Regions from separate parts of the Homo sapiens genome. Here region 2 is linked to region 1. Evidence: chromatin contacts called from ENCODE Hi-C or POLR2A ChIA-PET data. All regions are on one chromosome and are shown on one strand. The core of a region is the stretch at or near the end of the contact, and the rest is flanking DNA. Distances in the headings are between cores, read along the strand shown. Region 1 holds the start of MAJIN (membrane anchored junction protein). Region 2 holds the start of ARL2 (ARF like GTPase 2).

Region 1 (5,925 bases), core at 1,957-4,456:
AAGATGAACTGTAAGGGGACAGGAGGAGAAATAGGGAGACCAGTTAAGAAGCTTCTGTAGTCGTCCAGGAGAAAGATGCTGCTGATTTGGACTTGGGATTTTAGAAATTAATAAATAGTTAGATTTGAGATATACTTTAGACTAACTAACGGACTAGATGTGGGAATCAAGGATGGCTCTCAGATTTTTTTGCCTTTGCAATTAGGTAGACAATGGTACATACTCTACTGAGATGGGGAATAATTCTAGGGAAAGAGATTTGGGGTGGGAGGGAGCAGTGAAAATTAGTAGTTGTGTTTTAAGTCTAAGAGGCCTATGAGACATCCAAGTGGATATACCGAGGAGGCAGTCTCCTAGTGTGTAAGGGACAGAAATCAGAACGGAAATATACATTTGAGTCACCAGTGTTTAGATGGTATGTGAAACTACTGGAATAGATGATGAGATCATCCAGGAAGAAATTATAGAGAAGGGATGAGGGCCTTCCTTATAAGCCAGGTTACAGATTGTGGAATCTGTTGTCAGAGCAATCAGAAGGCACTGAAGGGTATAATAAAAAAAAAAAACGACATGACCAGATGGCTGTGACTTAAAAAAAAAAAAAAATCCCTCCTGGCTGCAATGTGGGAAACAACCCGGAACAAGAACAGATGAAAGGAGACCAGCTAGGAGCCTCCTGCGGCTCAAGGCAGAAGCTGACAGTAGCCAGGTCTACAGTGATAAAAGTGAAGATGACAAAAGGTGAACTGATTTGGAAGATGGTACTCAGGAAGCTGAGGCAGGCAAGACTCTGTCTTTTTTTTTTTTGAGACGGAGTCTTACTCTGTTGCCCAGGCTGGAGTGCAGTGGTGCGATCTTGGCTCACTGCAACCTCTGCCTCCCGGGTTCAAGCGATTCTCCTCCCTCAGTAATGACCTGGTGACTTGATAAGGTGAGGGAGAGCGATGACTCCTGGTTGCTTGAGCAACTAACTGAAGAGGTAAAAGCACCATTTTCTGAAAACAGGAGCCTTGGAAAGTAAATTTTTGAAGGCAAGATGTTGAGTCTGTATCTGGAGATGCTGAAGTTTGAGATGCCAATGAGATAGCCAAAGAGAGATTCTAGATAAGACTGCTGGAAACTGGCTTCCTACCTGCAGATACATACATGAAGGAACTAGAGTTCAAAAAAGTGAAGGATGGGCCAGGCGCAGTGACACTTGCCTGTAATCCCAGCACTTTGGGAGGCCAAAGTGGGTGGATCACCTGAGGTCAGGAGTTCGAGACCAGCTTGGCCAACATGGTGAAACCCCATCTCTACTAAAAATACAAAATTAGCCAGGTGTGGTGGCAGACACCTGTAATCCCAGCTACTTGAGAGGCTGAGGCAGGAGCATCGCTTGAACCCAGCAGGCAGAGGTTGCAGTGAGCCCAAATCTCACCATTGCACTCCAGCCTGGGGGACAAGAGCAAGACTCCGTCTTTTTTTTTTTTTTTTTTTTTTTGAGACGGAGTCTTGTTCTGTTGCCCAGGCTGGAGTGCAATGGTGCGATCTTGGCTCACTGCAACCTCCACCTCCTGGGTTCAAGCGATTCTCCTGCCTCAGCCTCCCAAGTAGCTGGGACTACAGGAGCCTGCCACCACACCCGGCTGATCTTTGTATTTTTAGTAGAGACCAGGTTTCACCATGTTGGCCAGGATAATCTCCATCTCCTGACCTTGTGATCCACCTGCCTCAGCCTCCCAAAGTGCTGGGATTACAGGCATGAGCCACCGTGCCTGGCCCACACTGTCTTAAAAAAAAGAAAAAAAGAAGAAAGAAAAAGAAAAGGATGTTCGGCAAAGTATACCTGCTGGCATCTTTCTGCCCACTTGCCCAGATGCCAAGATTCAATCAAGGCTCTGGGGAGTGGCACAGAGATCTCAGTGCCATGACTCATATTTACTTGCAAGGTGCAATCGGGCATTTGAAAGCCAGAAACTCATTCAAATCAAGACATGATGTGACAGGAAATGTTTCAGTGGAAAAAATCTTGTTTTCATGGCAACAGCTAGGCTGGGGTTGGAGGGTGGGTATAGACCAGAGGAGCACTTTAGTTCCTGGGGAAAGTCTGTGGTAAGAAGGTGGGGTGTGGCCGGGCAAAGCGGCTCACACCTGTAATCCCAGCACTTTGGGATGCCGAGGCGGGTGGATATCCTGAAATCAGGAGTTCGAGATCAGTCTGGCCAACATGGTGAAACCGTCTCTACTAAAAACACCAAAATTAGCCGGGTATGGTGGCGGGCACCTGCAATCCCAGCACTCTGGGAGGCAGAGGCGGGTGGATCACTTGAGGTCAGGAGTTCAAGACCAGCCTGGCCAACATGGTGAAACCCCATCTCTACAAAAATACAAAAATTAGCCAGGAGTGGCGGCGCATGCCTGTAATCCCAGCTACTCAGGAGGCTGAGGCAGGAGAATCGCTTGAACCCAGGAGGCGGAGGTTGCAGTGAGTCAATATCGCCCCCACTGAACTCCAGCCTGGGCGACAGAGCGAGACCCCGCCTCAAAAAAAAAAAAAAAAAAAAGGACGGAGGAAGTTGCGGGGGGGCGGGGAAGGAGGAGGAGGAGGAGGGTGAAGCGCTGGGTGTGGAGTGGGGAAAGGGCAGTCTCTGGAGTCGGCGGACGACAGCAGGGTCCCCGTACTGTGTGCCGGTCACTCGCCCGAAGGAGGGGACAGAGGCCTGGAGCCCCCCGGTCTACCTCGCACGCTCCCGGCCTGCGACCCGCGCTCCGGTCCCGCGGCCTCCCCGTGGGAGCCCTGCAGTGGCACGGCCTGCACCCTGGGCGAGCTTGCTGGGTGTCCCGAGAGCCCGGCGCTGAGAAAGGGACCTCAGGGGGCAGGGGGGACTGCACTTCGGCGGCGGAGGGTGGAGCCCGGCCCGGAAACTTCCCTCAGAAATAAACAGAAACGCAAAGACAACTTCCCGAGGGCCCGGGCCGTCGTGTGCCGTTACCTCAGCCCCAGGTGGTTCCCAGGCTCGGCCAGGCTATGTCTCACACACTGACTAGGGGTCCTTCGGCCTCAGAAAAGTGGCCCCGGACGGAATACCCACTAAGAAGTGCTCTCTGAAAAAGGCGGGCGCCAACCTCGAACGAAGTCGTTTTGAGGGACTGGCTCGCCAGCTCCTAAGCAACTTCGGGGCTCGTGCCGCGCACCCACCAGGCCTTCTGCGCACGCGCAAGTGCGCTTCCCACCGCCCCTTCGGGCGCAGCTCCAAGGCCTGGCCGCGGTCTGCGCGTGCGCATTTCATTGTCGACACCGAGAGGACGCCTTGGCGCCTTCAGGTCCCTCCTGGATTTACCAGCCCATTGTTTATTTCGCGCCTGCTTTAGCGTGGTGTCGTCGGGAACTAGCGACTGCAGAGTCCTTACTGTGTGCTAGGCGTTATGCAGGGTACCTTCCTTTATTCCTCGGCGATATGCTCTGCGGCAGGCATTAATGCCCCAAATTTAGGATCGCTTGAGCTCAGGAGGCCGAGGCTGCAGTGAGCCGAGATCGCGCCACTGCACTCCAGCCGGGGCGACCAAGCGAGACCTGTTACACACACATACACACACACACACGCACTCCCACTTTTTTTCCTTAAATCTTATTTTTAAAAGTAGAGACAGGGCCGGGCGCGGTGGCTCATGCCTGTAATTCCAGCACTTTGGGAGGCCAAGGTGGGTGGATAACCTAAGGTCAGGAGTTTGAGACCAACCTGGCCAATGTGGTGAAACCCCATCTCTATTTTGTAAAAATACAAGCTTAGCCAGGCGCGGTGGCTCACTCCTGTAATCCCAGCACTTTGGGAGGCCGAGGAGGGCAGATCACGAGGTCAGGAGATCCAGACCATCCTGGCTAACACGGTGAAACCCCGTCTCTACTAAAAATAACAAAAAATACAAAAAACTAGCCGTGGTGGCGGGCGCCTGTAGTCCCAGCTACTCAGGAGGCTGAGGCAGGAGAATGGCGTGAACTCGGTAGGCGGAGCTTGCAGTGAGCCGAGTTTGCGAGATTGCGCCACTGGACTCTAGCCTGGGCGACAGAGCAAGACTCCGTCTCAAACAAAACAAAGCAAAAACAAGATTAGCCAGGCACGGTGGGGCACACCTGTAATCCCTGCAACTCGGGAGGCTGAAGCACAAGAATCTCTTGAACCCGGGAGGCAGAGCTTGCAGTGAGCTGAGATCACACCATTGCACTCCAGCCTGGGCAACAAGAGCAAAACTCCGTCTCAAAAAAGAAAAAAAAATCGGGGGGAGTGGGGGCCTGGGCGCGGTGGCTCACATCTGTAATCCCAGCACTTTGGGAGGCCAAGGCAGGCAAATCACGAGGTCAGGAGTTCAAGACCAGCCTGGGCAACATGGTGAAACTACGTCTCTACTAAAAATACGAAAATTAGAGTTGGGCATGGTGGCCACGTGCCTGTAATCCCAGCTACTCTGGAGGCTGAGGCAGGAGAATTGCTTGAACCTGGGAGGCAGAGGTTGCAGTGAGCTGAGATCACTCCAGTGCACTCCAGCCTGGGCTACAGAGTGAGGCTCCATCTCAAAAAAAAAAAAAGAAAGAAAGAAACTGCGAAGCAGTTTTCCAGAGTGGCTGTACCATTCTGCACTCCCGTCAGCAGAGTGTGAGAATTGCTCTGCATCCTTGCCAGCACTTGATATTTTCAGTTAAAAATTTTTTGCCATCCTAATAGATGTGTAGTGGTATCTAGTTATAGATTTAATTTGCATTTCCCTAACGACTAATAACGTTGAGCACCTTTTTATGGGCCCTTGGGATTCTTGAGAATTAATAAACCTATACCCTAACTCAGAAACAATTTACAGTGCTAAAGAGACTCGTATGGATTCAGACTTAGCCTGCCATACTGGAACATTTCAACAGCAACGCTCGCAGATGACAACAGAATTCAAAGCACATATACCAGATCTGTCAAGCCAGCCAGCACATGGCAAAAGCCTGGCAACAAAAAATAGCATGCTGTGTGTGTGTCTGTCTCCAAGAAGTTCAGTGTTACTTAACTATAAGAAACAGGTGGCCGTGTGCAGTGGCTCACACCTGTAATCCCAGCACTTTGGGAGGCGGAGGCGGGCAGATCACCTGAGGTCAGGAGTTTGAGACCAGCCTGGCCAACATGGTGAGACCCTGTCTCTACTAAAACAAACAAAAAACACACCACAAAATCAGCCAGGCAAGGTGGCATGCACCTTAATCCCAGCTACTTGGAGGCTGAGGCAGGAGAATCACTTGAAATCGGGGGGTGGAGGTTGCAGTGAGCTGAGACTGCACCATTGCACTCCAGCCCGGGCAAAAAATGTGAAACTTCATCTCAAAAAAAAAAAAAAAAAAAGAAAGAAAGAAAGAAAAGAAAAAGAAAGAAACAGGTGTGGAGTGGCAGGAGATATGGTTGAGGGGAGACACAGGGGCTAGACTACGAAGAAGCTTGTGCTGAGGTACTTGAGGTACTTGAATTTATCCCTACAGCAATAAGATGCTCTTAAAAGTTGGATTTTGGTCTCAGAAATATGTTCCTGAGGCCAGGCGTGATGGTTCACACCTGTAATCCCAACACGTTGGGAGACAGGAGGATCTCTTGAGGCCAGGAGTTCAAGACTCGCCTGGGCAACATAGTAAGACTCCATCTCCACAAAAAAATAAAAAAAATAGCCAGACATAGAAGTGCATGCCTGTATTCCCAGTTACTCAGGAGGCTGAGGGGGAGGATTGCTTGAGCCCAGGGGTCCAAGGCTGCAGTGAGCTGTGATCATGCCACTGCAGTCTGGCCTGGGGGACACATCGAGTCCCCCCGCAAAAAAAAAGTTCCTGGAACCTGGCTTCTTCATTTTCATTTTCATTTTCATTTTCTGCCTGCTTATTCTTACTTATCCTTCAAGGCCCAGCCCAAATGCCACCTC
Region 2 (5,951 bases), core at 1,221-3,720, 42 kb after region 1:
TGTTAATGCTACTAGGTTGAACCATTTGAAATACATCTGTGTATCAAAACTGTCAAATATGGGCAATTTCATACAGTTCAACCTATTTGTGACACTAATTTTACAATCCACTTCCTTAATGGAATGCATCTCATAGATTAAAAAACATTGCTAAGTGGGCATATTTCCAGTTAATATTATTTTTAAAACTAAAAGAGGACTGAATTTTTGTTTTTGTTTTTCATTTAATATGGCGCGGACATCTTTCCACACTGGTATCTTACAGCTCCACCTCACTGTTTTCTGTTTCTTTGAGACGGTCTAACTCTGTCATGAAAGCTAGAGTGCAGTGGCATGATCACGGCTCACTGCAGCCTTATCCTCCCTGGTTCCCACCTTGGCCTCCTAGGTAGCTGGAACTACCGATGTGCACCACTACACCTAATTTTTTTTTTTTTTTTTGAGACAGACAATTTCGCCCAGGCTGGAGTGCAGTGGCACAATTTCAGCTCACTGCAACCTTCGCCTCCTGGGTTGAAGTGAGCATGTCTGGCTAATTTTTGTATTTTTTATAGAGATGGGAGTCTCCCTAAGTTGGCCAGGCTGGTCTTGAACTCCTGGGCTCAAGCAATCCACTCACCTCTGCCTTCCAAAGTGCTGGGATTAGACATGAGCCACTGCGCCTGGCCCACTTCACTGTTTTAAGGGCTTCATGAATTCACATGCACCTACCCCGGCTCAGGTAACCTGCCCTCACTGGAGGCACTTAGGTTTTTTCCAATTTCTTGCTGTTCCAAACCATGCCACAGTGAACTTCGTTGTTCCTGTGCAGTGCCAGAATGTCTGTGGTGCAGGCTCCTAGAAGCAGGATGGCAGGCTCCTACCTCTAGACATTTCTTTTTTTTTTTTTTTTTTTTTTTTGAGACGGAGTCTCACTCTGTCACCCAGTCTGGAGTGCAGTGGCACAATCTCGGCTCACTGCAACCTCCGTCTCCTGGGTTCAAGCAATTCTCTGCCTCAGCCTCCCGAATAGCTGGGATTACAGGTGCCGCCACCACGCCCAGCTAATTTTTTGTATTCTTAGTAGAGACGGGGTTTCACCATGTTGGCCAGGCTGGTCTTGAACTCCTGACCTCGTGATCCACCTGCCTCGGCCTCCCAAAGTGCTGGGTTTACAGGCGTGAGCCATGGCGCCCGGCCAGCATTTCCCATTTTGATCTTAGCTGCATTTCGAAGCCTCTGGGTAGGCGATATGCTCACTTTCTTCCTTGTGTGTGTGTGATGGAGGGTAAATGGTGCTGACCGAAGGGTCCCACTCAGGCAGCCTATCTGTTCAGCCCTCCTCTGACCACAAGCCCCTTTCTGCAAGATGGGAAGCTCCAGCTTCTTCCAGACCTCTCTCTAGGCAAACTTCATGGAGGCATGAAGACATTGTGCTTTACCATTTACTAGACCTGAGTTTGAATCTCACCCATGCTCCTTAAACACTCTGGATTCCATTATCATAGCTACGAAAAGAATATAAACCTCTCAGGGTTGCAGGGAGGATGAAGCTGAACACGTGAAGTGCGTTGCAAACAGTTACACAGGAGTTAGCTATTGTCCTCAGCTGGTGCTGACAGCTCTTTCCCAAGCATGAGAGAGGCTCTTCCGTGCTGCCTATCCACACTTACCTGCAGCAATAAGGCTGTCTCCTGAGTTTACAAAAGGGCTTGGTCCTTGACCTATTTCCTCACTTCTTCTGGACTTCTTGAGCGCTAAAGTAAAGAATGAAACTCTTGGACAAAGCCATTCATTCAACAACAAATATTTATTGAGCACCTACTACATGCCAGCCACTGTGCTAAGCACCATCTGGGCCTCAGTTTTTCCATCTGCAAAAGTAGGAACTGTGCTTCTGAACAGGGAAACGCTGGGCCTCTGGGTGGGGGCAGCCTTTGGGGCGGGACTGCAATTCCGTCATTGGAACCCAGGGACGCCCCGCATGTTTCCGAACGGCCTCCAGGGGGCACCGCCGCCCTGAACTGAGAGCCACCGGAGCCGGGTAGGGGGAGGCCCAACTTTCCGCTCTGTCAGAGGATGATGCCGAGGGCCCAGATGAGCAGGATTTGGACTGTGTTGCTGGGAACGGGGGCCTACACTGGCCCCAGGATGAGTTCGTCCGTACCTGGGGGCCCTGGGTTCTGACTCTCAGGTCAGACGCAGCCAAGATGCAACTCAGGAACTTCAAGGTTTCCGCTCCGGCCAAGAGCCCCAGTCCGGCAGGGGAAAGGGTGGGGGAGTCGCCCTTGCTCCCCCAGCCTCAGCCCTCGGGAGGCGCAGCGTCAGGGCGGGCGGCAGCACAGAAACCCCCCGCGCCGCTAGAGGGACCCTCGCAGCAGCTGCGCGGGCGACCTCGCGGTCACGTGCGGCAAGGGCGGGACCAAACGAGCGTCCGGCCAATCGACTATGCCGTCGGCGAGCGTGATAGCCAACAGGAACCGGGAGCGGGGTCCCGGGACTGGGAAGAAACGGCGGCCGGGAGGGGGCTCCGGGGACCATGGGGCTCCTGACCATTCTGAAGAAGATGAAGCAGAAAGAGCGGGAGCTGCGACTGCTCATGCTGTATCCTACCGGACGCCGGAACCGCGAGGGTGGCGGGGTCCAGCCGGGCAGGCGGTGCCGGGCGCCCCCTGTCGGGAGCGGAACGCGGCGGCCGGCGCGTCCCAACTGCCCCTGGCGTCACCACGCGGGCCCCATCAATCGCCCCGTCGGGCCGGGAGGAGCCGCACCCCAGGACTGGGGCAGGGGCCAGCTCCGAGGGCCGCAGAAGCGGTCCTGCAGGCGCAGCGGCGGGGCTAGGCGGCCCGAGTGTCAGGGGTGGTGGGTCCCGGAGATAACTCGGACGCCACCACCCGGCGGCCTGGCCCAAGCGTGGGGCCGCTGCCCTCCCGGCTCTGATCTCCTCCCCCGGGCCCGAGGGTTCCAGGCCCCGGCCCCGCCCTCGAGCTCCGAATCCCGGGGGCGTGCGGGGTGGCGGGTGGCGCGTGTGGGCTCCGCGGATCCTTTCGAGCGTGGATCCAACAGTCCGTCTCTTTGGTGTTACGCGGCCCGTGGTTGTCCCTGCGGCTGAGGATGTGTGTGTGTGGGCCCGAGTGTCCCGTGCGCCCTGTGCGCCTTCTGAGTCCAGTTAGGCGCCCGCACCTGTTCCCCCAGCTCTGTGCCAGGCTCCGCGGGGGAATGGCTGGGGAGATAAGACGCTTACGTGCACATATAACTTAATAATCACATCATGACTGTTTTGTTTTTTGAGACAGGGTCTTGCTCTGTTGCCCTGGCTGGAGTGCAGTGGCACAATCAAGGCTCACCGCAGCCTCCAGCTTCTAGGCTTAAGTGATCCTCCTGCCTCAGCCTCCCAAAACTCTGGGAATATAGGCATGAGCCACGGAGTCCGGCCCATGTCTGTTTTATTTTGTTTTGTTTGAGACGGAGTTTCGCTCTTGTTGCCCAGGCTGGAGTGCAGTGGCACAATCTCAGCTCGCTGCAACCTCCGCCCCCCGAGTTCAAGCAATTCTCCTGCCTCAGCCTCCCAAGTAGCTGGGATTACAGGTGCCCGCCACCACGCCCGGCTATTTTTTTAAATATTGTTAGTAGAGACGGGGTTTCACCTTGTTGGTCAGGCTGTTCTCGAATTCCTGACCTCAAGTGATCCACCCGCCTTGGCCTCCCAAACTGTTGGGATTATGGGCGTGAGCCACTGCGCCGGGCCGCATGTCTGCTTTAAAGAGCTCTAAGAAAAGCATACAGTTCACTCATTTGATAAATATTGAGTGCCTAATATGTGCTAGACACTGTCCTAGTGCCCAGGGTAATAAAACTAAAAAATCTTACCTTCATGGAAATTCTGTAATGCGTGTGTGTGTGTGTGGCGGGGGGGTTGCCCGCGGGTAGAAAGATGATAACACAGGAAGTAAGTAAAATATGTAATAGAGGCTGGGTGCGGTGGCACACACCTGTAACCCTAGCACTTTGGGAGGCTGAGGTGGGAGGTTCGCTTGAGCCCAGGTGTTTGAGACCAGCCTGGGCAACATAGTGAGACTCTGTCTCTATTTATACATATATATATTCTCCATACATACTATATATATATGGGCCATGCTTTGGACCATGCTTCTGGGGAACAGGGCCTTATACTGCTCCAGGATGAACTCCCACTACGTATATAGGTATGGAGAATAATGCAATTTAGGGTGGTCAAAGAAGGCCACTGTATGATGGCAGGGCGCAGTGGCTCATGCCTGTAATCCCAGCACTTTGAAAGGCCGGGGCGGATGGATCGCCTGATGTCAGGAGTTTTGAGACCAGTCTGGCCAACATGGTGAAATCCCGTCTCTACTGAAAATACAAAAATTAGCTGGATGTGGTGGTGGACACCTTTAATCCCAGCTACCTGGGAGGCTGAGGCAAGAGAATTGCCAGAACCCGGGAGGCGGAGACTGCAGTGAGCTGAGATCACGCCATTGCAGTCCAGCCTGGGTGACAAGAGCGAAACTCTGTTAAAAAAAAAAAAAATGACAATTGAGTACATGAGGGAGGCGAGGGTTGAACCATATAGCAATTCGGGGGGGGGGGAAACTTTAAAGCAAAGGGAACAGCAAGTCAGAGGCCCTGGGAGGACTAACTGGCGTGTTCAGAGGACTGGTGAGGAGGGCAGTATGGCTGGAGTGGGGAGGAGGAGCGTTGACTGGGAACCCCCTCACCTAGGGCCTTTTGGTTTTTGGTTTTCCCTTTCAGTGAGAAGTGCAGTGGAGAGAAGGAATCGCAGACCAGTTAGGCCACTGCAGTGACGCAGGCGAGATAGGATGGTGGCTTGGACCAGGATGGAAGTAGTGAGGTCATGGAAGTTTCTGGCCTGAGCAATTAGAAGGGTGAGGAACCATTTGCTGAGATGGAGAGGACTGGGGGAGGAGCAGGTTCAGGGTGGAGATGAGAACCCTGTGTGTGCCTGTGTGTGCCATGTGAGATGCCTCCGAGACAGCCCAGAAGTGTCAGGCAGGCAGCTGGATGTAGGCACTGAGGTCCAGTGTGTGGGAGGTGCACATTTGGGTGTTATCAGGATAGAGATGGTATTTGAAGCTGTGATCCTGGATGAGGTCACCCAGGGATGAGCGTGGCCAGAGAAGAGAACCCGGTTGTACCAGGATGAAGTCAGGTGAGGAGCAGAACCAGGTGAGGGTGTGTCCCAGTGCCAAGGGCAGCGCATGTGCTGGGGAGGAGGGTGAGCCACTCCATCAGGTGCTGAGTGGGGAACAGAAGATGACTGAGCGCTGTCCCAGCACTAGAGGGCCACAGGGAGGTCTTTGGGGACTGACCTTGGTAAGGACAGTTTTGGCCACAGCAGCAGCAAAAGCCTGATGGGAGTGTGTTCTTGAAAGAGCAAGAAGGCAGAAATGGGGGTGAGCACAAACAACTATTTTGAGATTTCCTGTAAAAGGAAAGATATAAATGAATAACTAGATGGGGCAGAGAGATCAAGGGCTTTGTTTGCTCTTTTTTTTTTTTTAATCAGACGGGGTCTCGCTGAGTCGCCCAGGCTGGAGTACAGTGGTGTGATCTCGGCTCATTGCAACCTCTGCCTGCCGGGTTCAAGCAATTCTCCTGTCTCAGCCTCCCGAGTAGCTGGGACTATAGGGGCCCGCCACCACGCCTGGCTGATTTTTGTAGTTTTAGTAGAGATGGGGTTTCACCTTGTTGGTCAGGCTGGTTTCGAACTCCTGACCTCAGATGATCCACCCACCTTGGCCTCCCAAAGTGCTGGGATTACAGGTGTGAGCCACCGCGCCCGGCCTATTTGCTCTTTTTAAGGTGGGAGAAAGAACGGCAAGCTCATCAGCCAGTGGGAATGATCAAGAGGGGAAGGAAACATGGATGATGGCTTGGGGGCAGGGGGTCATCAGCGGCTAGGTTCCAGGGGCTAAGGCTGGGCCTCAGGG

The links. Hi-C counts contacts between places; a loop is a spot of excess contacts on that map. ChIA-PET counts read pairs that join two places held with the same protein, here RNA polymerase II (POLR2A). Pooled maps may share reads with other maps.
Region 2: a map of B cell shows a loop between it and region 1 (13-fold over the local background). The contact joins the promoter of ARL2 here to the promoter of MAJIN in region 1. A Hi-C loop is called at or near these places in 7 of 168 maps with a recorded cell type or tissue (B cell, CD4-positive, alpha-beta T cell, MCF 10A and 4 more), 1 of 37 single-sample maps with no recorded cell type and 14 of 50 pooled maps. POLR2A ChIA-PET finds 5 or more read pairs at or near these places in 12 of 52 experiments (B cell, CD4-positive, alpha-beta memory T cell, Caco-2 and 9 more).

Annotation. Positions count from the first base shown.
Region 1 is chr11:64,968,902-64,974,826 of GRCh38, forward strand. It overlaps MAJIN (membrane anchored junction protein), which reads right to left and starts at 3,207. Exons shown (of 11, transcript NM_001037225.3): 1 at 2,976-3,207.
Region 2 is chr11:65,011,690-65,017,640 of GRCh38, forward strand. It overlaps ARL2 (ARF like GTPase 2), which reads left to right and starts at 2,471. Exons shown (of 5, transcript NM_001667.4): 1 at 2,471-2,583. The coding sequence starts at 2,519. ARL2-SNX15 (ARL2-SNX15 readthrough (NMD candidate)) reads left to right here and starts at 2,471. Exons shown (of 11, transcript NR_037650.2): 1 at 2,471-2,583. RefSeq lists a silencer at 2,318-3,077.